Regions from separate parts of the Homo sapiens genome. Here region 1 is linked to region 2. A link is a loop called in an ENCODE intact Hi-C map of the cell type or tissue named here. Cell type or tissue: heart right ventricle. All regions are shown on one strand. Each heading gives the region's core, and the rest is flanking DNA. Links, peaks and the distances in the headings are about the cores only.

What was found. Peaks named below come from ENCODE experiments on the same cell type or tissue, not always from the same donor. Only the 100,000 strongest peaks of a DNase experiment are listed, where the experiment ranks them.
Region 1: a loop joins it to region 2, with 5 times the contacts of the local background. A loop is called at or near these places in 3 of 110 quality-filtered maps.

The regions. Positions count from the first base shown.
Region 1 is chrX:39,413,424-39,425,223 of GRCh38, reverse strand. All of the region lies in intron 1 of LINC01283 (long intergenic non-protein coding RNA 1283), which reads left to right. Among named protein-coding and RNA genes, the nearest start is that of LINC01283, 16 kb to the left of the region's middle. In heart right ventricle, for the core only: no CTCF peak of the experiment used is centred there; a DNase peak (open chromatin) is centred at 5,773; H3K27ac peaks cover 2,006 bases.
Region 2 is chrX:39,478,526-39,490,325 of GRCh38, reverse strand. No RefSeq gene overlaps it. Among named protein-coding and RNA genes, the nearest start is that of LINC01283, 50 kb to the right of the region's middle. In heart right ventricle, for the core only: no CTCF peak of the experiment used is centred there; no DNase peak of the experiment used is centred there.

The DNA.
Region 1 (11,800 bases), core at 1,467-9,466, 65 kb after region 2:
TCACATAACTGAAAAAAAAGTTGAGCAGAAATGTTGTTTTCAGGCACAGTTTGACCCAGCAGCACAAAAATCGTGCTACCAAAAACCTGGTTTCTCTTTATCTCTTTTCTCTGTATTATTCCATTTTGACTACAATTACACATGGTGGCCCCCACTTGTCCAAAGTACCTCATTATGATAACCAAATGCTACCCAGCACCAGATCTTAAAGCACGTTCACATCACACTACCCACGGGCTTTCTCAGAAGTCCCACCAAATTGCTTCTCACAGTTGACCCCAACCCTGAGTGTGGAAGGGATGTCTACCTCCACACTCCAGTATGGTTATACTGGAAAATGGGGAAGCAATCCCCCAAGGGAAAAATCAGGATCATTTTGCTTGTAAGGGTTGAGAAAAGCTGGAGAAACAACCCAAGCTGGTGTATTAGTGCATTCTCACACTGCTATAAAGACATACTGAGACTGGGTAATTTATAAAGAAAAGGCATTTAATGGGCTCATGATTCCACAGGATGTACAGGATGCATGCCTGGGGAGGCCTCAGGAAACATACAATTATGGCAGAAGGCGAATGGGAAGAAGGCACACCTACATGGCAGGAGCAGGAGGAATAGAGTGAAGGGAGAAGTGCTATACACTTTCAAACAACCAGATCTTGTGAAAACTCACTCACTATCACACTGACATGAGAACTTCAAGGGGGAAATCCACCCCCTTGATCCAATCAATCACCTCCCACCAGTTTCCTCCCCCAACATTAGCGAATACAATTCAACATGAGATTTGGGTGGGGACACAGAGCCAAACTATATTGGCTGGAATGTCCCACAGGAAGCCTAAGAACATGCCCAGATCACAAACAAAGCAGGAGAAACAAAGATGATTTTTAAAAGAAGCAATTTTATTTTTAACGTATATATTTAAAAGCATTAACTTTATCATAATGGGAAAACTCGGAACATTATTTTCATTGTAATTGTTTCATAGTTGAGCACTATTTTTATTGTGAATAGCACATGGGATTGCGTACAGCACACTATAATCTTTTCAGTGCTTGAAGGTGCCTAAAATCTTAATACAACCCTCTGGGCAATCAACAAAGTACACCTCCTCCAGCTGCAGCCATGACTTCCAGCATAGTGTTCTGTGTTCCTTGAGGGGCAGAATCACTGGAAAGGGGTAGGAATGAGTAAAGTGGTCTTTGGTTTTATCTATCTGCAGGTTCTTATGAGTTTGGTTAATGTGGGTCAGTCCTGCCAAGGCTGATGATCCCTGAGAGAACTGAAAGTGTGGATTTCTGGGCCAATCAGGATGAGGCCCAGGCCTCCACCAAGGAGATCACAGGCAGATACAGACCCTGAGAGAGCTGTCCCTCCCTCTCTCCTCAGCACTCTCTTGATGGCCACAGGACTCCTACTTAACTCAGTCAAAATGAGGCTCAATAGAAGAAAGTCTAGAAGGGAATACAACCAGCCATTAGCAATGGTTATCTTTGAGTGCAGAGATATAGTGATTTTTAGTCATTTATTCCGCAAATATCTATTGACAGCCTACATTGTATCAGACACTTTTCTAGACACCGTGACTATAGCAGAGTACAAAGCATAAATAAACCACCTGCCTTCATAGAGCTCACATTCGAGTGAAAGAAGACAGATAATAAACCAAATAAATAAGCAAAATCTATAGTATGACAGAGATAAGACTAGGAAGAAAAAGAGATCTGGGGAAATGAATGGGGAATTGGAAGAAGAGTGAGATTGCAAATTTAATTAAGTGTCCAGTGAAGACTTCACCAGGAAGGTGGCATTTGAATAAAGGCATGAAAAACACTCAGGAGTGGGCTATGTGGCTGTTTAAGGGAAGAGTGCTCCAGTCAGGGGAGAGGACCAGTGCAAAGGCCTTGAGGCAGGCTATGCCAGGCATGGTCCAGGGGCAGCAAAGAGACCAGTGCAGCTGGGACAGATCTTTGGTGGGAGCAGGAGAGTAATAGATGAAGCCAGAGGTGAGGAAGAGTGGGGGCAGACTGTGAGACTGCACAGGACCTCGTAAGGACTTCAGCTTTTGCACCAAGATGGGGAGTATTGGAGAGTTATGGGCAAGGAGTGCCTCTATCTGGTTTAGGGTTTAAAGAATCCCTCTGGCTGCTCTGTTGAGGATGGACTATGTATCAGCAAGGGAGGAACAGACTGATTGGGCCATTGTAAAAGCAGATACAATGACAGTTTGGCTAGGGTGGCAGTGGTGGAGGTGGAAAGAAGGAGTCATGTTCTGGATAGATTTCCTTTATTCATGTTTCACTATTTTCTATAGTTCCCCCAATGAAAGTGTAGGAAAGAAGACAAGTGAAAGCTACATGCATTAATTAATTGGGGTGCACGGTGAGTTGCTGATATGGTTTGGCTCTATGTCCCCACACAAATCTCATGTTGAATTGTAATTCCCAATGTTGGAGGTGGGGCCTGGTGGGAGGTGATTGAATCATGGGGGTTGTTTCTAATGGTTTAGCACCATCCCCTAGTGCTGTCTTGAGACAGAGTGCTCATGAGATCTGGTTGTTTAAAAGTGTGTAGCATTTCTCCCTTCTTTTGCTCTCTCCTGTACCGCCATGTGAAGATGTGCCTGCTTTCCCTTTTTCCCCTTTGCCTTCTGCCATGATTGTAAGTTTCCTGAGGCCTCCCCAGCCATGCTTCCTGTACAGCCTGCAGAACTGTGAGTCAATTAACCCTCTTTTCTTCATAAATCACCCAGTCTCGGGTAGTTCTTTTATTTTATTTTATTTTTATTTATTTATTTTTTTGACAGAGTCTTGCTGTGTCGCCAGGCTGGAGTGCAGTGGTGCCATCTCAGCTCACTGCAACTTCCATCTCCCGGGTTCAAGCCATTCCCCTGGCTCAGCCTATCGAGTAGCTGGGACTACAGGTGCGTTCCATCACGCCCAGCTAATTTTTTGTATTTTAGTAGAGATGGGGTTTCGGCATGTTGGCCAAGATGGTCTTGATCTCCTGACCTCGTGATCCACCTGCCTCAGCCTCCCAAAGTGCTGGGATTACAGGGGTGAGCCACCGAGCCTGGCCTCAGGTAGTTCTTCACAGCAATGAGAGAATGGACTAATGCAGTTGCTATAAGTCTCATTTGCTATAAGTCTCATTGCTGTTGTGAGCATGGAGACAGCTCTATCCTGGAGCCCTGGGCTTGGGGCACCCAGAGAAGACAGGAGGGCTTCATACCAAGGGTGGCCTTCCCAGCACCACATCCAGCCCTCCTGCTCACTGCAGGGCAGCTGTGACACATTCATCCAATGAAAGGGTCACCAGGGGAAGGTCACCATTGAGCAGAAGGTGAGATGGGGGCTGGGTCTCTCACAGTGCCTCCTTTCTCCAGCCTCCTCAGCAGAGACTATAGGGCCAGGAGGAGGTGACGTGGTGGCAACTCAGACCTAGTCCCACTGATCACATGATGCTGGGGAGCACTGAATGGTTGTTGGAGCATCTGGACCTATGACAGGACCTTGTGACTTAGCCCTAGGAGGGCTGTGCCCATGCTTCTGCCCCTTTGCCTGTCGATGATGGAGAACTGTCCAGTGATCGCCTGCACAGAGGTCGGTCTGCCATCCTCTTGCAAGATTAATGCCTGTAGTCCCACTCTCTGCTGCAGGTGCTGTCCTCTATAGGAGCCACTGGCCACATATGGCTTTTTAAATTGAAATATAAATTAAGAGTAAATAGAACGAAACAATCAGTTTCTCAGTCCTACTGGCCACATTTCAAGTGTTCAGTAGGGACCTGCGGCTGGGAGGCCACTATATCGAGTAGCACAGATCTAGACCATTTCCATTATCATAGAAAGTTTTGTTGTATAGTGCTGAGTTAGAGGATGGGACAGGCTGTTTGACATTTACTTGCTGATGCTCACAGTAAACTGGCCACCCCAGGGGTAAGGCTTGTGGGGTGGGGCAGTGTGCCATCAGAGAATTCTACTCGATGCCTGCCTCTTCATTCCTCCACAGCCTTCATGGTTCACCTCAAATGTCACTTCCTCTGTGAATGACTCACTCCATTCCTGGGATCCCATGACACTCACAAACACAAATAACATACTATTCCATGCTTGGAATTATGCAGAATCATGTATGTTGCAGTCTGCCCCCATGTGACCGTCAAGTCTTTCGATGGCAGTGACTGTGCCTTATTTAGCTGTGTATAGCCAAAGCTTGTGGATGCTCAATAAATATCTGTCGCATTACATGTCACAGAGCCCATTCTCCCTCCATGAGTGTGTGTTCGCACAGGTCACTTAACCTGTCTGAGCTCCAGCTGTATTGGCGTTAAAATGTAGGTGCCTGGGACTGGTTATATTATTGAGACATGCAGTGAAAACCATGCATAAGATTGGCAGAAGCTTCTTTGGGTGTGATGTAATAGAAAATAGATCTTGGTAACAGGCATGTTTCTTCCACTCACCAGCTGTGTGACCTTGACCAATGTACCCAACAGCTCTGAGCCTTTCAATTCCCACTTGTGACAAGGAAGTGAGGAGAGTTATTGTGGAAGTGGTGCTGGGAACAGGGCCTGGAATATTATGGGGGCTTACTACCCATTAAAACCTAACCTATTTGCAGATAAAACCACAATCTCTGGAAACACGGGTTGGCGGTCCTGGGAGAGCCCAGGGCAGGGCTTGGAGCTGGAACTCCCCCCAGCACATGGCAGTCTGCCTCCGCGAGTTGTTCTTCTCAATGCACCTGATGGTGGTGGTGAGCATAATTCATCCTTGCTCACGGTTAATGGCTGGTGACATTTTGAAGATGGCTGCCTGGCTTTGGCTTTGCGGGCAGCAGGGGAATTTAAAAATGCCCAATTGATGTCAGGTTCCAAGAAATACAAAATAGAATTGCACACAGCACCTGAGAGCAGACACAGTCACGAGAGTGAGATGAAGGCTCTCAGATTCCCCCGCAACCCCCTGACCTTGCCCCCAGTGACTGAGAGTTGGTGGCCAGAGGGGGTCATCTGTCCTACCTGTTTGGACATGCTGAAATGGTGGACCAATTTACCATGGACAGAAGCATTTCGTGGGGACTTGGGGATTAAAATTCCACATGTCTGGAATCGATATTCTATGCTGGTGTTATAATTCACTTTTTGAGAGAGGACGCAGCTCTCCGAATTCTTGGGTGAAGTAAATCACATATCTATGGGATTAAGGGGATTCCCCTGCTTATAAATCGCACCCAGCAGTGGGTGGGTAGATGGTGTGGAGGAGGATGGTGGGGGAGGGGCAGAGGAATGGAGTCTCTGAGTCCCACTGGAGACCCTCGATCACAGCATTTCACGGGAGGCCAGCACGCCAGAGTGAGCATCAGACCGGTGTGATTTTTCTGATGGGAATGACACAAAAAGGTGGACTGGAGTACTTGGGTTGGCAGAAGCAGCCAGAAATGACTTTAAAGTCAGGCAGGCTGTTTAGGTAAGCACCATAAACAGCTGGGCCCCTTTCTGACACCAACATTAGCTACCGCATCTTAAAAGAAAACAACATGGACAGATTTACAGGATATTTTTTTTCCCCTTAGACTTGCTACTGAGTGTGTGTCTCTGCTCATTTTGTTCTGCTTTGCGGGGACAAATTCGGATCAATGACCTTGAATGTATCAGGCTCTTTCACATGGGGCAGAGCCAATTTGGACTGACTCCCAGCTAGTGTCCTTCACCCTTTCCCCTTCCTCAGAGGCCCTCCCAGACACTTTTTCCTTTGGGGAGAGAAACCCTGGCAGAAGCTCTTAAGAGCTGGCAGGAGGCCCGTGTCCCCAGCAGGATCACTGGAGCTTCCTTGGACTACAAGTCCAGGGAGGGCCAAGACTGGAAGTGAAATGCATTTCTTGTTGTCAGCCTGTTCCCTAATGGGTAACAGTTGATGTCGCAGAATCAGCCTGATGATTTGGCATGATTAGAAGGCGCCGCTTCTTAGGCGGGCCTGGGGATCATGGCTTGAGTGTGGAATTAGCTCTCAGCGCCCCAGGGAGGGATCCAAATCCCGCTAGAGAGAAGCCCCCACTCCCGCTAAGGAAGCAGAGGTAATAACTAATAACCTTCCCTCCGCCCCGCCTTCCCCTAACCTTGTCGTGAACCGTGGTTGTTTTGTTCAAAGAAGTGCTCGTGCAACCAGGCTCACTTTAATGAAAAGCAGACCCTTGCTCACCGTTGCCCCTCCTTGGGCAACAGAGATAAAAACCTAATGGCATGTCAGATCCTTGATGGCAAACTCGCCAGGAAAACAAAATTATCAGGGTAGAGCGGAGGCAGCGGACCGTATCTGCTTTTGTACCATAAAATAACATAACCCGATGACCCCCTCATTTGCTGAAGGGGCACCCGGCTGGAAACACGGAGGCCTCTCACAAAAGTTCCCGCTGCCTGTCACGGCCACGAGTCGGCTTCGAAACAACCTTGCTCCCAGCTCTCTTTTCTTCCCCTCCCCTCAGGCATCTCGGCCTTCATTTCGAATTTCCAAGGCACAAGCCCTTGATGACAACACGTTTATTACCATACAAATTGTGAGACTCTTGACAGGAAAAAGTCCTCAGACGGTTTCCTGTGCAGACACACACACCCACCCACACACACTCTATTCCACACTGAAAAACAAAATTCCCAAACTATCTCTATCAGATAACAATGTCAAAAAGTCCCTTACCTAACAAGTCACTGAAAGACTGTCTTGACAATTCATACAATGACGTTTAATTGCATCCAAGAGATGTTTTGAAACAATGTCAGAAGTTGAAGAATGGTGAAAGTCCTTTAAGAACAACACTCTTGTCAGAAGAGCATAGTGACCTCAAGGAAACTTTCCTGAGTCATGAGCCTGGCTGCCATGGCTACTTCTCTCTTTCTTCTTCTCTCCCTCCTTCCACCTGTCACAAACATTTATAGAGCATATATCATGAGCCAAGGTCCACGATAGGTTCTGGAGAAACACCCTTAAGCAAGACAGGAATGATCCCTGACTAATTTCTGACCACTCATCTGTAGCAGAGCTGCTTCTTGCCCCCCAACATCCAATATCACTTTCTTTCTCAATAATAAGATCCCCAATTTTTAGCTAGGCATGTGGGTCTCCATAACAAAAAATACATGTCCCAGCCTCCCTTTCAGCAAGGTGCAATCATGGGACTAAGTTCTAACTAATGGGATGTAAGCAGAAGTATTGTGTGACATTTCCAGGAAATGTTATTAAAGCAAGGGAAGCGTATAATTTCCTCCATCTTCCTCCTTGTGGGTTGGAATGTGGATATGATGGCTAGAATTCAAGCAGCCATATTTTACCATGAGGTAGAAGTCATGAATGGCTAATGGTAGAAGAGCAAGATAGAGCCTTCAATTGTAGAATCACTTTGGAAAACTGGTAATCTCCTACAAAATTAAACATGTACCTATACTATACTCAGCAATTCTACTCCCACTCATTACCCAAGAGAAATGAAAACCTATTTCCACACACAGATTTGCACACAAATGTTGGTAACAAATTTTTTTCCTAATAATCCCAAACTGGATAAAATCTAAATGTCCCTCAACAGGTGAATAAACAAATTATGGTGTATTCATACCATGGAAGACTAATAAGCAATAAAAAAGAACTACTGATACAGCAACATCAGTAAATCCCAAAAGCATTATATTGAGTGAAAGAAGCCAGAAACAAAGGAATAGCTACTGTATGACTCCATTTATATGGAATTCTAGAGCAGGCAAATCCATTCCCTGGTGATAAATGTCAAATCACTTGGAGAGGGGCACAAGGAAACTTCTGAGCTGATGGAAATGTTCTCTTTTGGTTGGGCAGTTAATTACATGGTGCAAACATTTGTCAAAATTCATCAGGATCTGTGTATTTCACCGCATGCAAATTATACAATAGTAATGACAATGATATTGATAACAATAATAGCCTGGTCCTTTCGACTTTGTCATGCCACCTTTTCAGCCCTCAACCGTCCACCTCTGAACCTGATTTATTATGAGAGAAAGAAACTTCAGCCAGTCTTCTTTGGCATTTTCTATCACTTTTAGCTAATCCTGTCTTGACAGCACTACATCTTCTCCATGCCAGTCACCGGTCATGCAGCTGACTCCTCCCTCTGCTCTGAATGGTAAAGTCCACAAGGGAGTAGGTCCCAGGAGCTATGACACAGGTGGAATTTGACAACAAGGTTAATCCAAGTGCTGCAGTTTTGAAAAGTCTCACTCCAGCCCTTGTTTCAGGATTTCCCCAGCCTGAACACACAGCCAAGTCTCCTCACTCATTCTCAGCCCACCCAGGAGAGTAGAGCATTGCAGAGTCCGTGCCCTCACACCTGGCAGCCCATTTGGCAAGCAGGATCCCACCTTGTGAGGTTCACTTTGGTCACCCGATTATTCTTGAATGCCGGTACCAGGACTATTCTTAGCACACCGTCAATCCCCAGGAGACTCTGAAGATGCACGTGGCTGAGTAACAGCTGCATCGCGGCTATTACCAATGCCATTATCATCATCATTATTGCAGAGATTCAGCTTTTGTGGTATGCCAATCAGGGGACGTTTGGGGGCCTTTTCCATAATTGGAAGAACCAGTCCAGGGCACGCGTGGGTTTCCATTCAGAGTGGGTGTGACCTCACGGGAAGCATACTTTCTTGTACATAGCTGGGGCTGGCATTTCTTGTCCAGTAGGCAACTGCCTGTGTGGAGGGATTTCAGGTTGATCTTCTGTCCTTCTCTCCTATCTTGCCCAGTCCTGCCACCTCTGTCCCACCAAGTAGTCCCCTCACCAGCAACCACAAATTCTACAATTAGGGATTCATTCCTTTGACTTTACATTTTCTCTGCCATTAAAATGCAAATCCTCCTGCCAGCTTTCCAAGAATTGTATTTTATTTCTTTTTTTCTCATTTTTCCCTTTTAAAATAAGGAGGTAGAATACATAAAGGGCCTCATGAGAGGGTATTATTGTGGAAGGAAGAGCATGAAGAAAAGGGAGATGGGGCAAGGTCAGTGAGGACAAAACAACAAGAATGGCGAGTACTTCCTGTGTTTCCAGCATGCCCTGGGTTTCGGCTCACATGATGTTATGAGAGTGACCCTCTTCTGAAGTTTTCTTTAACAAACGCTTGGTGCCTACTATACACCCAGGCACTGTCGCAACAGCTGTATGAAACTTAACTCATTTCATTCTCATGTTAACTCCAAGAGGTGAGTTTATTAGTATCCACAGATTACAGAGAAGGAAACTGAGGCACAGAGAGATTAAGTAACTTGCTCAAGGTCACATGGCTGGTATGTAGCAGAGCTGGGATCCCAATCCCTGCCACCTTGCTGCAGAGGCTGTGCTCATAAGAATTTTTATGTAACTTTATGTAACTATAAAAGAGCAGGTTATTGCTCTGCCATCATTGGATGGTCTCAATTGCCCAGATATCTTGCTTTTTTTTTGAGACAGGGTCTCACTCTGTCACCCAGGCTGGAATGCAGTGGCACGATCTCGGCTCACCACAACCTCCACCTCCCAGGCTCAGGGCTCAGCCTCCCGAGTAGCTGGGATTATAGGTGCACACCACCACACCTGGCTAATTTTTGTATTTTTAGTAGAGATGAGTTTTCACCATGTTGGCCAGGCTGGTCTCAAACTCTTAACCTTGAATGATCCACCTGCCTCAGCCTCCTAAAGTGCTGGGATTACAGGTGTGAGCCACTGCACCCAGCCGATATCTTGCTTTTTTACTCATACAATATTTCTTTCAAATAGATACTATTGTAATTTTTTTACAATGAGATGTTTTCATTGTAAGGGTGCACCCACATATTCCCAGCATTTCACTTTCCTCCCAATATACTTTTCCAAAGGAAAAAGATGTGGTATCTGTTTCATTTTTTTAAAAAAAAATGTCTACAAACAAAACACCAGGAAAATAACAAAAAAACCCAACTAGTGGATGCCGTGCCATCAGCTCAGAGACACCGGGACCCAGGGTGCATCCCCTCAGGCCTCTGAGATACATTTTCTGAGATTTTAGGGTGAGGGTTCTTAAACAACAAGAGGGGAGAAACCTAAAAATATTGTTCAACCTGGAGATGCCACAGGTGAAGAAAGGAGACACCACCCCGAGGAGCAGCGAGGACAAATATTGGAGTGTTTCTGATGGGAGAAAAGCCAATGTGTAGAAAAGGTCTCTTGTGTTAGCTGTGGCAGCTGTGGAAGGTGCTGGAAGCTGTCGGCTCCAGCACTGGCACTTCTATAGACCTAGGCAGTTGGGAGCCTGCCAAGGCCGGGAGTGGGGGGTGACATTTTGGAGAACAACACCTGGAGCCTTTTTTCCCCAAGAAATAAAAACCACATGTGTAACTAAGGGGAAGCAGACCATTCCACAGATAATTTCCTATTCATACCTGGGTGGAATTGGAATCTTCTGTGAACTTTGCTCCTGCCTCTGTGTCCTTACGCTAATGACACTGGTGTTTCGTTGTTTGCAGAGGCCACAGGAAGGAATGGTTCATGCTTTGGAAAGATGGACCAGGTTTAGGCAGGGGTGAGACAGAAGCAAAAGGACACAAGCTCCTGGTGGGTGCAGGGAAAAGGCAGGATTCTGAACTGAATACAGGCCCTGCTCCAGTGATAGGAGCTCTGATGACATCCATGGCCTCCTGCCCCTATAGTCCTCTGCTCCCTAACTGGGGCTGCCAATCTCTGACTTGACAGCCTGGCCGTTCCTCAGGGCCAGGGATCAGTCGAGGCCAAAGTATCACTTGATCCTTCCCTGAAATGCCTCTGCCAATCTGTAGCCACATCAGTTTAGCCTAGAGTCCCTCAGAACTTGCTACCAACAAAAACCTCTTTACACCACGACCCTGTTAACCCTTCACACTCCCCCATTTTCAAGGCCTCTGCTGTCTGTTGCCACACTCAGAATTCAGAAGGACTTTCTACTCCTTTTCATAGGTATTCTGCTGCCCAGAGCCTGCCTAATCCAGTGTGTGAATCTCCTGTGGCCCAGATCCAACCTGTCCCATGCTACGGGAGCCCTCTTTCTAATTGAGGTCCCAGATGAATTGAACTCATGAGTGAATAGGCATCTATGTGCACTTTATCTCATGTCAGACCCCCTAACCATCCTCTGAGATAGATACCATTGTTCCTGTCCAAATAACCTGGATACCTAGGGCTCAGAGATGTTAGGGCACTTGGTCATGAGCTATAGCAACCTTTCTCAAAGTGGGTTCGGTGGAACACTAATAGCATGGTGAAAAAGAGTCAGAAAACATCATTTCACATACTATGCCTCCCAACTGTATTCAAGATGGACATACTCACTAAAGGCTCTGAGACCTGTCTCACATCTTTCAAAAGATTAATTGACACCCCCCGACCACCTCCAACATCCCAACTCTTTTTCATCTTATTTTAAAAACACAGCGTTTCCCTAACTTATTTGACCATAGAACATTTTCCCCATGTAGCTTGTAGATTAAATTACCATACAACAAAAAATTCACTCCGTCTCTCTAAATCTTCTTGGGAAGAGTAAACTTCCTTGTCTCATTGATGAAAGGCTTGGCCATGTGACTTGCTTTGCCCAATGGGATGAAGGTGGGGATGATTGTGTGCCAGTTTCAAGCCTAGGCTTTAAAAATATTGCATGCTTCCATTTGCCCTTTTGTGACTTTCTGTGCTCAATGAGAGAAGCACACCCCCGGGGGCTGCTGCCCCACCATCCTGAGCCCTGGAATGAGACACATGGAACATAGCTTCCCCAGACAACC
Region 2 (11,800 bases), core at 2,032-10,031:
CTGTGTCCAAACTTCTCTCTTCTTATAAGGACACCCGTCATTGGATTTAGGGTCCACTTCATCTTAACTTGATTGCATCTACAAAGACCCTATTGCAGGAGGACAGGTCCCCAGGTGGCCTTGGCTGACCTAACTCCCCTCCACCCAGCAGCTTATAGTTCTCAGAATAATTGGAGAATATGCCAAGAATGCAATGTCTTCTGATAAGAAAGAACTGTCTGGAACAGCCTGGGCTCTGTCCTCAGTCCTTCTAGAACAGGCTCTCCTGTAATGCTTATTCTCAGCAATTCCAGTGATGTTCAGGTATAAAATCCAGGACCGAGTGTTTTTAGGGCCCCTCAGCTGCAACGTGACATGGGGCACATGCAGAAGAGACTCCATCCACCCTGAGCAGCTTTCCTGAGCCTTGGGGGACTGGCTTACTGTGGGTCCTAGGCTTCTCTTTTTTATTTCTGCCTATTACTCTGTGAGTAATAAACCTGCTTTGCTCGACTTATGTGAGTGTTCTGTCTCACTGGACTTACGCCAGTGGGAAAGGACCTTTGCACCCATTTCCAAACAAGACCACATTTTGAGGTTCTGGGTGAATATGGATTTGGGAGGGGGACATTATTCAACCCAGCACATCAGCCATCTTGAATTCCTGCCTCCTTCATCAGGTGAGTATTCAGGATGGCTGGGCCACAGTGCCATCAGGCCATGCTGAGGCCCACTTCCATGTCTCAGTCAGGTGTGTGCCACTGGTGGCCTGGAAGGACAGGCAGAAGCCCAAGGCCCTTTAGGGGTTGACAGAGCTGTGGGCAGCCCCAGTCTGTCAGAAGAGGGCTGAGGTTGGAGGCTGGCTATGGCTCACATGGGAAAGCTGATGATGGAGGGAAGTGGGCATTCCCTGCCCCGGCACTGAGCAGGAACGTCATCACTGGCCCTGCAGCTCCTGTGGCTTGAGTCCCACCTGCAGGTCCTTGCTGGCTTAAGAGCTCTGTCCTGGCAAAATAAGAACAACTGCTACATGGCAAGAGCCCCCGCAGAACTCTGGTGGCTTGCAAATGAATCTCTGAGAAGAGGAGTGGGGAACAAGAAGATATCTTGCATGCTGAAGCTCTGATTGTTCTATGGCAACTTCCCAGACGCTGAGAGAGCCTGTGTCTTGGATGTCCCCTCCTTCCCCACCTAGCTTTGAGCCTGCTTGCATATCCTGGCCTTCCACATTTTAAACCTTTAGGGGAACACTTTTCTGCCCTCTGACACTTATATTCTCCCTAATGATGACTTTGTGGACTCCCTTTGCTTATGTGCCCCTGTGCTGGCCCAAATTGGAGGATCTCTGGTCCCCATAGGCAGAAGGAGCTATGCCTATTTAGGAAAGGTGGCAGAGAGCCCGAGGGGCACATCCACTTCCTTTGGAAGTTCAGAGTCCCTGGAGCGGAGGTTGTGGGATTCCTGAGTTGGAGAGGACATTAACTGTCACCAAATCAACTTCCTTAGAGCTTTGAGTCCCTTCTCTGTGGCTGCTCCTCAGGGTTATCCCATGCTTGAAAAAATGCAGAAACAGGGCACTTGCTACCCCCAAGGCAGCCCAATTCATTTTTAGACAACTCTAATCTTTATCAAATTCGTCCTGATGCTGAGTCAGAATCTGCCTCCCTGGGCACTTCACCCCTTAATCCTGGTTTATCCACTGGGGCCTGGAGCGCAAGTATAATTCATCAAATCATCAGCTATCAGAGCTGGAGGCCACCAAGGCCAACCCCTCATCTTAAGTTCCCTTTCTTGCTCCAGATGCCACTTCCAGATGTACCAGCCTTGGCCAGAATTGTCTGTAGTTTGTATTTGTCTGCCTCTTCCCTGGATTTTAAGAGTATTTTATTTTTGTTTCCTTGGCAGACTTGGGTACCCGTTCTGAAAAACCAGGTTGGCCTTCTCAACCTAGGAAGGAAAGGAGGGTGGCAAAGGTGCCCTGCACAGGTATGACAAATGAAAGACTGGTGGCTATACTCACAAGCCCAAAGACTGGGGTGGGCAGGAGGCAGGCAGGCCTGTCTCCCCACCAACCTGAGGTCTGCATGGGACTGAAGGCTGCAGGCAGCTGTTCTCTCTGCCTGCCACCCCCATCCTCAATATAAAAGCACACCCATCATAGTATTTATAGAACTAGTAAATAAAGAATAAAATAGCAAGTGAAAGTAGGTTTTGATTGCCTACGTGTTGGTAAAACCCAGCTGGAATAATTTGATTCATGCATGGAAAAATGCCTCCGAAGCAGGGCCTTTTTTTAGTGTGCCGAAACTGAATCCCTCCAGCCGCAGATAGAAATTTCTGCTCCTATAGTTTGGCTCTAAGACTAAGAATTAAAATCTAAAATGAGATTCCAAGAGAACTAATTATTTGATCCCTCGAAATATACCAACTAGCCGTTTTCCAATCTTGCAGACAAAGCTGCTGAATGAAGGAAGAGATGATAACGCCCTCTTTGGCACCCAGCTCTTTCTGGGAGGCACATCCTCACCCAGTTGGAAGGGAATGAAGACTGTCTCATCTGTCAGACCTCTGGACATAGCCCTGTGGCACAAAGAGATGTGTCTTTAGGCAAAATTAGGCACCATGTGAATTTGATTTCTGTTCCTAGTATAAAGGGGCTGTGACTAATTTTATGTTCTGCGAGTGGTTTTGAGGAATGAAAAATCTATTCTTCCCACCCCCAGCCGCCCACTCCCTCAAATAAGGGTTTCCTTTTCCCAAGACGCCAGATTGCTTTGCAGACAATGCCACTCACTTGTTATAGGAGGTTCTGGGAGAAGTTGGCATAGAGCATACTTCTGTTCTTGGACATTCTCTGGCTTAATGGACACTGGACTTATCAGTGACCCATGGTTGTGGACAGCTGCTGCTTTTCTTGTCTGCGACACCCCCTCAGATGCACAAAAACACACACAGGAAGCCCCAATATGGTGACCTTAAGAGCTAGTTTGAAAAATACTTTTGTTTTAGAAACTGTGTGGGCTGGTAGAAAGACGAAGTGAAGCTTTCACAATTAAGAACTGTGCTTTGGAGTGTTGATCCCAGGAGACAAACTCCCAGAAAACATCCCTTCACTGCTCTTGACTTTGGCCTTCACTTTAAAATACATGATCCACCAATTAGGCATCCAATTGGGTTTCTAAGATTTATTTTTAAAAATGTGAGGATGAAGGGATTCCCAGTCACTGAGAATGAAGGATGAAGGGGTTCCCAGTCACTCACATTGTAGTGAGAATTAGTCCAAGAAAATAGCTTTCCTCTGAACCCCTTTATGCATTCGGCTACTTTGAGACAGTGAGACTTGGAGTGAGAGAGAATGGTAATTTTAGCAATAGTGCACGTTGGGGACTGAGGACCTGAATTAAGAGATTCCTACGTTTGAATTCCAACATTTTCTAATGTTCAGATGCATCTGATAAACCAGTAATTTGTCTAAGGAGATTGACAACCATTTAAATAAAACACTGTCTTCATGGTGGTGGTGGTAGTGGGGGGCAGCGTTTGTTACTAGTTCTGAACAACCAGCTTGCAAGTGAATTTTTTCAGTCAGTAATTTAGACTGTGCAAATGATGAAACTGACATTCAGAAAGGCAAAAAGGTCTCACATGTACGGTAGTGAAAAAAGAATTTATTCCTCCAAATGTAGGGTCATGGTGTTACAGATAAAGGAAGGGCTCTTATGCAAATAAATCCATGAGGACAAGCCTATGGGGTCATGGTGAAGTGCTTTGTCATTGCATTCTACCACCCCTTCCCTAACTCCCTGCTACCACTTATTTTCAATTCTACCCTGCCAGGGGGTTTCTGAGGTGTTGCCCTAGAAGTGCCCAAACCCTGGTCTGCTGTAAAGGACATCCCTGTAGATGTTCACTCACCCTAATGGGGAACCTTCGTGGAAATCTAATTATTCATAATCCAATGATTGCTAAGGCTCCAGCAATTGAAATGATGCATGACTTCTTGTCATTAGAACACCGCTAGAATGGTCAGAGTTCTGTGTCTGCAATGGTTTCAGGACCGCAGGGCAGAAGCAAGAATGAGGAGAAAAGAAGACTTTATTCCACCTGGTACCTTGGACTGAAGTTGCAGGAGCAGTGATGGTTAAGTATCAGTTTTGTACCCTGGAGCGAGTGAACACCTGCGACTGCGTGCAGAATTTCATGTGGACATTTTTAGGTAAAGGGACCTCATAGTTTCTTCGGATTTTCCTTTTTTTTTTTTTTTGGCAGAGTCTCACTCTGTCACCCAGGCTGGAGTGCAATGGCATGATCTTGACAATCTTGACTCACTGCAGCTGCCACCTCCTGGGTTCAAGTGATTCTCCTGCCTCAGCCTCCTGAGTAGCTGGGAAAACAGGCACGCACCATCACACCCGGCTAATTTTTTTTTTTTTGTATTTTTAGTAGAGATGGGGTTTCACCATGCTGGCCAGGCTGGTCTCAAACTCCTGACCTCAAGTGATCCACCAACCTTGGCCTCCCAAAGTGCTGGGATTACAGGTGTGAGCCACTGCACCTGGCCCTCATCAGATTTTCAAAGGGATCATGACCCCTCCCATGCAAAAGATTAAAAACCAGCATAGGTAATTTTGACATTGCAGTAAATGATTTATTATTAGAAAAGATACTTAATACTAGGATGATGTACGGTAAAACGACTGCATCAGTTCGAATAGGTAAGACTATGTTGCAGTAACAAACTCAGTGGCTTAAATACAGCAACGCTTATTCTCTATGCTCTGTGCCTGATATGGGCTGGCAGGGAGAATATGCACACTGCAGCCCCTCAGATGCCAAGCTGAGAAAGTCTTCACCTCGACAGAAGCTTCCCCCATCACCACAGCAGCAGGAAAACCAAGTGGCCTGAAAACTCACTGGCTGTTACACTTCCACCTAGGAGTGCGCACATTTTTAATTGGCCAAAACAAGCGACATGGCCATGAGGTATCTCGAAAACAGGAGGGGACATCCGTGTCGGACGTGCCCACATGGAGAACCGGAATATTTGTGAACATCCCTAATGACTACTGCTGTGATATAAAAATTTTGGAAAGAAAACCATAAAGTGTTCAGCTCATCCACTTTAAAAATTAAGAGCAAGGAACATAAAACTGTATTCAACAAATATAGTACATAATAAAAAGAATTCAGTTCCTTGTTATGGCCAATTAAGATAGAAAAAGTCGGGGGAAAGAGATTGAAAGAGAGTGGGGAAATGAGAGAAGACGAGAAAGAGGAGGGAAGAAAATGAAAGGGGCTTTTGTGCAGAGAGGAAAAGGGGCAAGGCTGCATGTCAAAGCAAGGTCAGTCTTTTCTGCCAGCTGAGCCCTGCATCTCATGGTTCCACCCAGGCTGCTGGCCCAGGAGGCCAACTCCCTGGGTGCAGGCAGTCTTCCAAGTTTCCCAGCACCCCAGCTTTCTGCGGGCTGCTCTAAGTAAACAGCACAGCAGGGCCCCCAGTGCTCTGCATGGAGCTCCTTGCAGAAAATCCCCTTCTTTTGCATTTCTTGGGAGCAACACACTAGAGAGCATCTGAGTGAAGCTCAAAGCCAGGCGTGGCTTGTGGGCCAGGGTCCCACCCCAGGTCATCTCCCTGCCAGACACCAGGGTTCCTTTTGTGTGTGAAGGCCACCTGCACAAAGGCTGCAGGCAGACCAAAGTGTGTCAAAAGCAGCAAAGGAAATCTCCTTCCCTAATGCAATAACTCGATTCAGTGCACATGTTGAAACTATGACATAAATATGCTAAGCACATATTTTATAATAGAAAAGACTCGTTCTGTCTCTCTGTACATCTGCATGTTTTAAAGGCATAAACTAGCCCCAAGGGCTGTGACTTCCTCCACCCCCGCTTCTTCCCTGTCTCCTGGAGCTGAGTCTTCCCTTTGCCCTAGGAAAGTCATGCTTATATGGCTGTCCGCCTGTGGCCACCTGCTCTCCTCACTTACTGCTCACTAAGAGAAATGGAGAGGTCAGCTTGGAGCCCTCCCCAGACTCCCGGAGGAGATATATACCTAGCTAAGAGATGGGCCAGGCGTGGGGGAGAGTTAGGCACAGAGAAATCTTGGGAATGGCAAAGGGCTGGGCTGTCTTGTATTATCCTGATCGGTTTCGATTCGTTCCTCACTACCACTGCCCTCGGGTAAGGTGGTGTGAACTTGGCTTTTCAAAAGCCATGTCCCCTGTATCAGTCAGCTATTGCTGACAAGCTCCTCCAAGATTTAGTGGTCTAAAACAACAACTGTTTCTTATTTCTCACCAGTCTGTGGCTTAGCCAGATGGTTCTTCTGGTCTGGGCTGGGCTCCTTAGGTCTCCACTAACCTTGCTCATGTATCTGTCTATGGCCAGCTGATGTGGTGGCTGGAGCTGGCTGGGACTTCTCTCCTATCATCTGGCATCCTCTGCCAGGCTAGCCCAAGGCTTGTTCACATGGCCATCATAGGGCTCCAACAGTAATGAGAGGGCAAGTCCCAATGCTCAAATGCTTTTCAGACCTCTGGTTGGGCCACTTTTGTTACTCTGTCATTGGCCAATGTAAGTCACATGGCCAACCCAGATTAAAGGGTAGAGAAATAGATTCCATCTTGCTGGGAGGAGCTATAAAGTCACATTGTAAAGGTGACGATAAGGAGGTGGGTGGTACTAGCTTGTAGTCATTTGTGCGATCTGACTCTCCCAAATCCCATCCTTTCCGTGTCACTTCTCTGGTAGATGGTCTCCAAGATGTCCTCTTTCCCCATACCACCATCTAGGGCACACAGCCAGTAGGGGATCAATGTGCACTACCCTATGAGAGACTCAGGGCACCATGACACACAGGCAAAGGGACCCTCTCTGGGTTAGACTTGGCTGTGAAAATCATCTGAAATAACAGGGTTTAAACAAGGTAGAAAGTTTTCTCTCGGGCTGAACAGCCAGCCTAGGAGCCTTGATAAAATCACTAGGGACCAAAGACTTCTTCCAGCTCACTGATTCACCACCCACAGACAACTTCCTTGTCCTCATGATCTAAGAAGGCTGCTAGAGCTCCAGTCATCACAACTGCAGGACAGCAATATGGAGGAAAGAAAGAAGGGTGTATCTTTCTTAAAGGAGATCTTCCAGTGGTCTCACTCACTTCTGCTCACGTCTCAGTGGCCAGAAGTTACCTGTACTCCCTAGTACAGGGCACACTTACCCAAAAAGGCGGCTCAGAGAAAGCTGGGCACATTGATGCTTCAAATAAATTTTCTGTGACTAGGGAAAAGGAACAAAAGGATTGGGAGATCTTTGCCAAATAAGGTCTTTTGCACACGTTATGTGACTGTGAAATCGTAAGACATCTTTGCATACATTTCATTTGTTTAATCATTGCATCTGGGGTAGATGCATGTCATCTAGTTAGTTTGGTTCATGTAAATGCATGCAGTCCCCTATTGCAGTCCCCTAGGCAATTTGTCATTCCTTCATGGCTCAGTGGCCTCTTGGGCAATGCTCTGAGAGGGCCCAAGGACTGGCTCACCTACTCAATCCCAGGACTGAGGCTCATTTTATTTTATTTTCCAATTTTAGTTGCTATGTGACAACCTCACAGTAAAATTCACAAATCTTAAGCATACAGCTGGAGGACTTTTTATATATGTAGCACCCATGTAACCACCACCCAGATCAAGCTATAGAACATTTCAACCCCTCTGCTGTCACCCAGAAGGTTCCCCAGTGGCTCTTCCCCATCATGCCTCTTCCCCATGCCCACCCCTAGAAGTAACCTTTTGTGCAAGGAGACCACCTGCATGAAGGCTGCAGTTGCCTATATGGCTGGGATGTCCCGACACTCAGGTTGTAAAACAGCATTAAGTAGTCTCACTCAGGTTTCTGCTCCTCTTCTCTCCTCTCACGCAGCCTTTATTTGCTCTCTGGTTCTGGTCTCCTTCTCTCTTAAGGCTTCTTTATGTTTCAAAAGCAGTATGGCCTTTCTTGTTTGGGGTCCCCTTCCTTACCATAGCCCCGACTGGTCGTATTCTCCCTGCTGGCACCCGATCAAAGAAACCTGGTGATTTGTAGGACAATTCGACATGTTCTCTGTGGCTGCCATGGGCTGATGGATAGAAGGGATATAGAGACCTACTTTGGTTCAACTGAAATAACTTTATGGTGTCACTACTCAACAGTGCAGCCCCCAACCAGTGGTGTCAGCCCCACTGGGAATGTATTAGAAATGCAGATCCTTTGGCCCCTGAGAGCTGCTCTAAAGTGACATGGGTACTTGATCAGGAAGTGAGAGCCCCTGGAAGCACCTAGGTCTGGGGGGCCTCCATCAAGTCGCTGTGCCCCAGGTAGGAGCTCAATAGTAATGTCACACCACCAAAGCAGTATCATTCTATGAAGTCATAGTTGCCCTGTTGTCTTGAACCTGTCATCCCCTAGATCTGGTTTTTAAAACTCCTTTTCTTACTGCCAATCCACAATCCCTTATCTGCAATGGAAACCCACAAGTTTTGTGTAAGTTTGGCACAAATATATTTGGCAGCAAAATCTGGTTTCAATTGATATGAGGCTTTTTGGAGTTATTATATATCCCTCTTCATATGATTATTCGTGTCTCAGCACAGAACCATCAACGTGTCTGATTACCCATGGGATGTTTCATAAAACACGGTTTCTACAAGTCTTACCTTTCTAATACATGAAAACTTCTTAATTCTAAAACTTGTCTGAGCTGAAGATTTTGGATAAAGGATGTGGGCCTTTCTCTCCTTTGCCTCACATAGTTTACTCATTCAATTCCTTTAACTTCTCTCTTCATTTTAAATTACGATTGTGATTATTATTATTAATTACAAAGGTAATACTTGTTTGAAAAAATTCAGACTATGGAAATAGACAATCCTGCCCCTGCTTCTGATCACAGCTTAGTATCCCTGCTTTTCTTTTTCTTTTCCTTTACACATATGCATAGATACACCCCAAAATTCACATGTGCTGACACATATTTTAGTAACAAAAATGCAGTCATACTCTGCATAGTACTGGTAATCTCTTCCCCCCCACTTAAATAATGTATCAGGGGTTTCTTTCCTATGACTATATGTATATTTGGCAGATGCTGTTGGTGCCTGGCCTGTATCCCTGGAGTCTGACCACTTTGGCGTGTGCCACTCCCTTCTAATTGCCAGGGTACACATTCTTTGGCTTGAGGGCTTTCTCCAAGCTCTGCCAAAGCAGGGAAGGCTGGAAGTTCCAGGGAATTAACAGCCCAGGGAGCAGCCCTCAACCAGAGTTTCAGGAGTTGATATCTAATTATACCAGCTCCCTTGCTCCTTGAGTGGGATAACTTGGAGGCATTTCCTAGAGGTCCCCAGCAGGACTGAGCCCCAGTTTCCCACAGCGGTAACTAACTGATAACACACCTTTTATTGGCTTGCCTTCCCTTCCCCATCTCCCCTCTCCACTCCCCTCCACCTCCCAGCCGCACCCCTCCTGTGCTTCTTCCATCTCCCAGATAATTTATACCATTATGCTTGTCTCAGGATCTGTTTCTGCAGAAACTCATACTAGGACAATCTAGAAACACTTTTCCTTTTTATTAACTTCCAAGTGTGCTACCATATGGCTAGATCATGATTTCTTTAACCATTCCCTTATTACTGTCCTGCTGGACAATTACAGTGTTGCTAATTTTTCCATGTGACAGATGAGACCGCAGTAAGCCTCCTTGTACATATATTTTTGGGTGTGAGCATTTCTGAAAGAAAGACTCCAAGAGGTACAGTTTCTGGGTCAAAAGGTATGTACATTTAAAATTTTGAAAGATATGCAGACATTTTGCTTAAAGTATTTTGGATGTTGCATCATTCTCTCTTTTAGTTTGTTTGTTCCATCTAGGTGGGCTCTGCCCTGCTCTTCTGCTCAGAATATATGTTCTCCTGGGAGCTTATATTAAAGCATCTCAGCTAGAGTGATCAACTGTCTCAGTGTGCCTGGGATGGGAGGATTTCTTAGGCCATAGCTCTTTCAGTGCTTCAGCTGAGACAATCCCAGGCAAATAGAGATGGTCAGTCACCCTAATCTCTGCTCCTTCAGCCGAGCTCTCAGTTTCCAGAGCTCCTGCTTTCAATTCCTCTGCCTCGGGCTTCACACCCAGGATCTCCCACCCAAGCTGCCTTGGGATCTCACCTCCCAGCTCACAGGGCACCTTCTGCTCCCATGAGCCAGTTCGTCACTAAACATACACATGCACACACCTGCATTTTCACAATCATCCGTCAGGATGTGATTGCATTGCTCTCTTATAACTATTTCTTTTCAAGCACAAACATGTCTGCCCCCTCTGTGGTATCTCCCAGTGGCCCAGTGCTTTTCCACAAGCCAGGTGCCAAGGGGAGAAATGTGGGCACTCTGTCTTTTTCCTAATCTATTTATTTCTGTCTCTCTTATGTTTTTCTGTCTTTTCTTGCCAGCTATCATTCCAGAGGATGCTTAGCCGTACCCTGGGGATGGAGTATAATTTTTATCTATCTTTCTGTAAATACTTTGAATATCTCTTCTCCTCATCTGGGATGGGGGTAAGAGGAAGAGAGAGCTGAGCTAAGAGATGGAGAAGAACAGATACCTGAGAGCATTGCTTAAGCATCTAGAACTAGCCAAACCTGAAGCCTCACTATTTGTCTTAGTTTGGGTCCCCAAAAGCAGATGCTGAGACAAAGATTTGATTTTAAGTAGTTTATTTGTAAAATGGGCCCAGGAAGCCACACATAGGGGAGAAAGGAAGTCAAGGAAGGGAAGGAAGCCAATAACGACTGAGTGAATAAATAAGCCAATGACCCTTTGGGCAACTGAGGCTCAATCCAGTTAGGGAACTCTGGGAACTAGTGTGAAACATGCCTTTAAGGTACCTGTCTGAGAACGAGGGAGATGGGGTATTTATCCTTCAGCTTCTTGACCATCCTTGGTCAAAGGTTGCCTCTGGGGGCATTAACTCTCTGGAACTTCTGGCTGGTCCTGTGCATGGGCCAAAAGTGCTCCAGTGGCCAGAAGAAAAGTCCTGGTGTTCACCAGCCACCTTCCAGTGCATGTGGATGGGGCACTGACACCTCTGTTTCAATACCCCCATCCTCATCCCACCTGCACCATTACATTTGCTTTGCTGCTCATTCCAAGTCTGTTTCTGTCACTTGCAACCACAAGAATCCTGATTAACACATGGCCCCCGGCTGCCCCAGTCCCAGATACTTGTTCCCCACTGGAGCCCCCATGCACCTGTTCCTGTGCCTTTGGCACTGACTGCCTTTGCCCTTGTGAGATTACTTGATTTTGTCCCCTTTCTCCAAGCAGACCAAGGGCCTAACTCACTAGATGTGCACTGCATGCCAAGCCTTGTGAAACCCCCACAGCCACCCTATGAGGTGAGGACTGGAAGTAGATTTGCTGGATGAGGTTCACAGAGATCAAGCAACTTGCCCAAGGTCACACAGCTAGCAAACACTTGGACTCAGGTCTGCATGGCCTGATGACATGTGTTTTTGCTGCTTCTTGCTCCAGGCCTGCACTGTCCACCCTGGCCCATCAGTTATCATTTTAATTCTTCAGCATCTTCTCCCATTAGGCTCCACTCTCTCAAGCCACTCTCCTTACCACCAAATAAAAACATTTTCCATTAGCTCGTTTCATTTTCCTAGGATCTCTGACTCACTTAATCCCCTGCATTTTCCCCATTTGGTTAGGGGGTCCTTTCCCGCTTCTGGCATCTCCACTGTGGCTTCTCCGTGCACACAATAAGAAAGAAGCCCCATAGGGTTTGAAA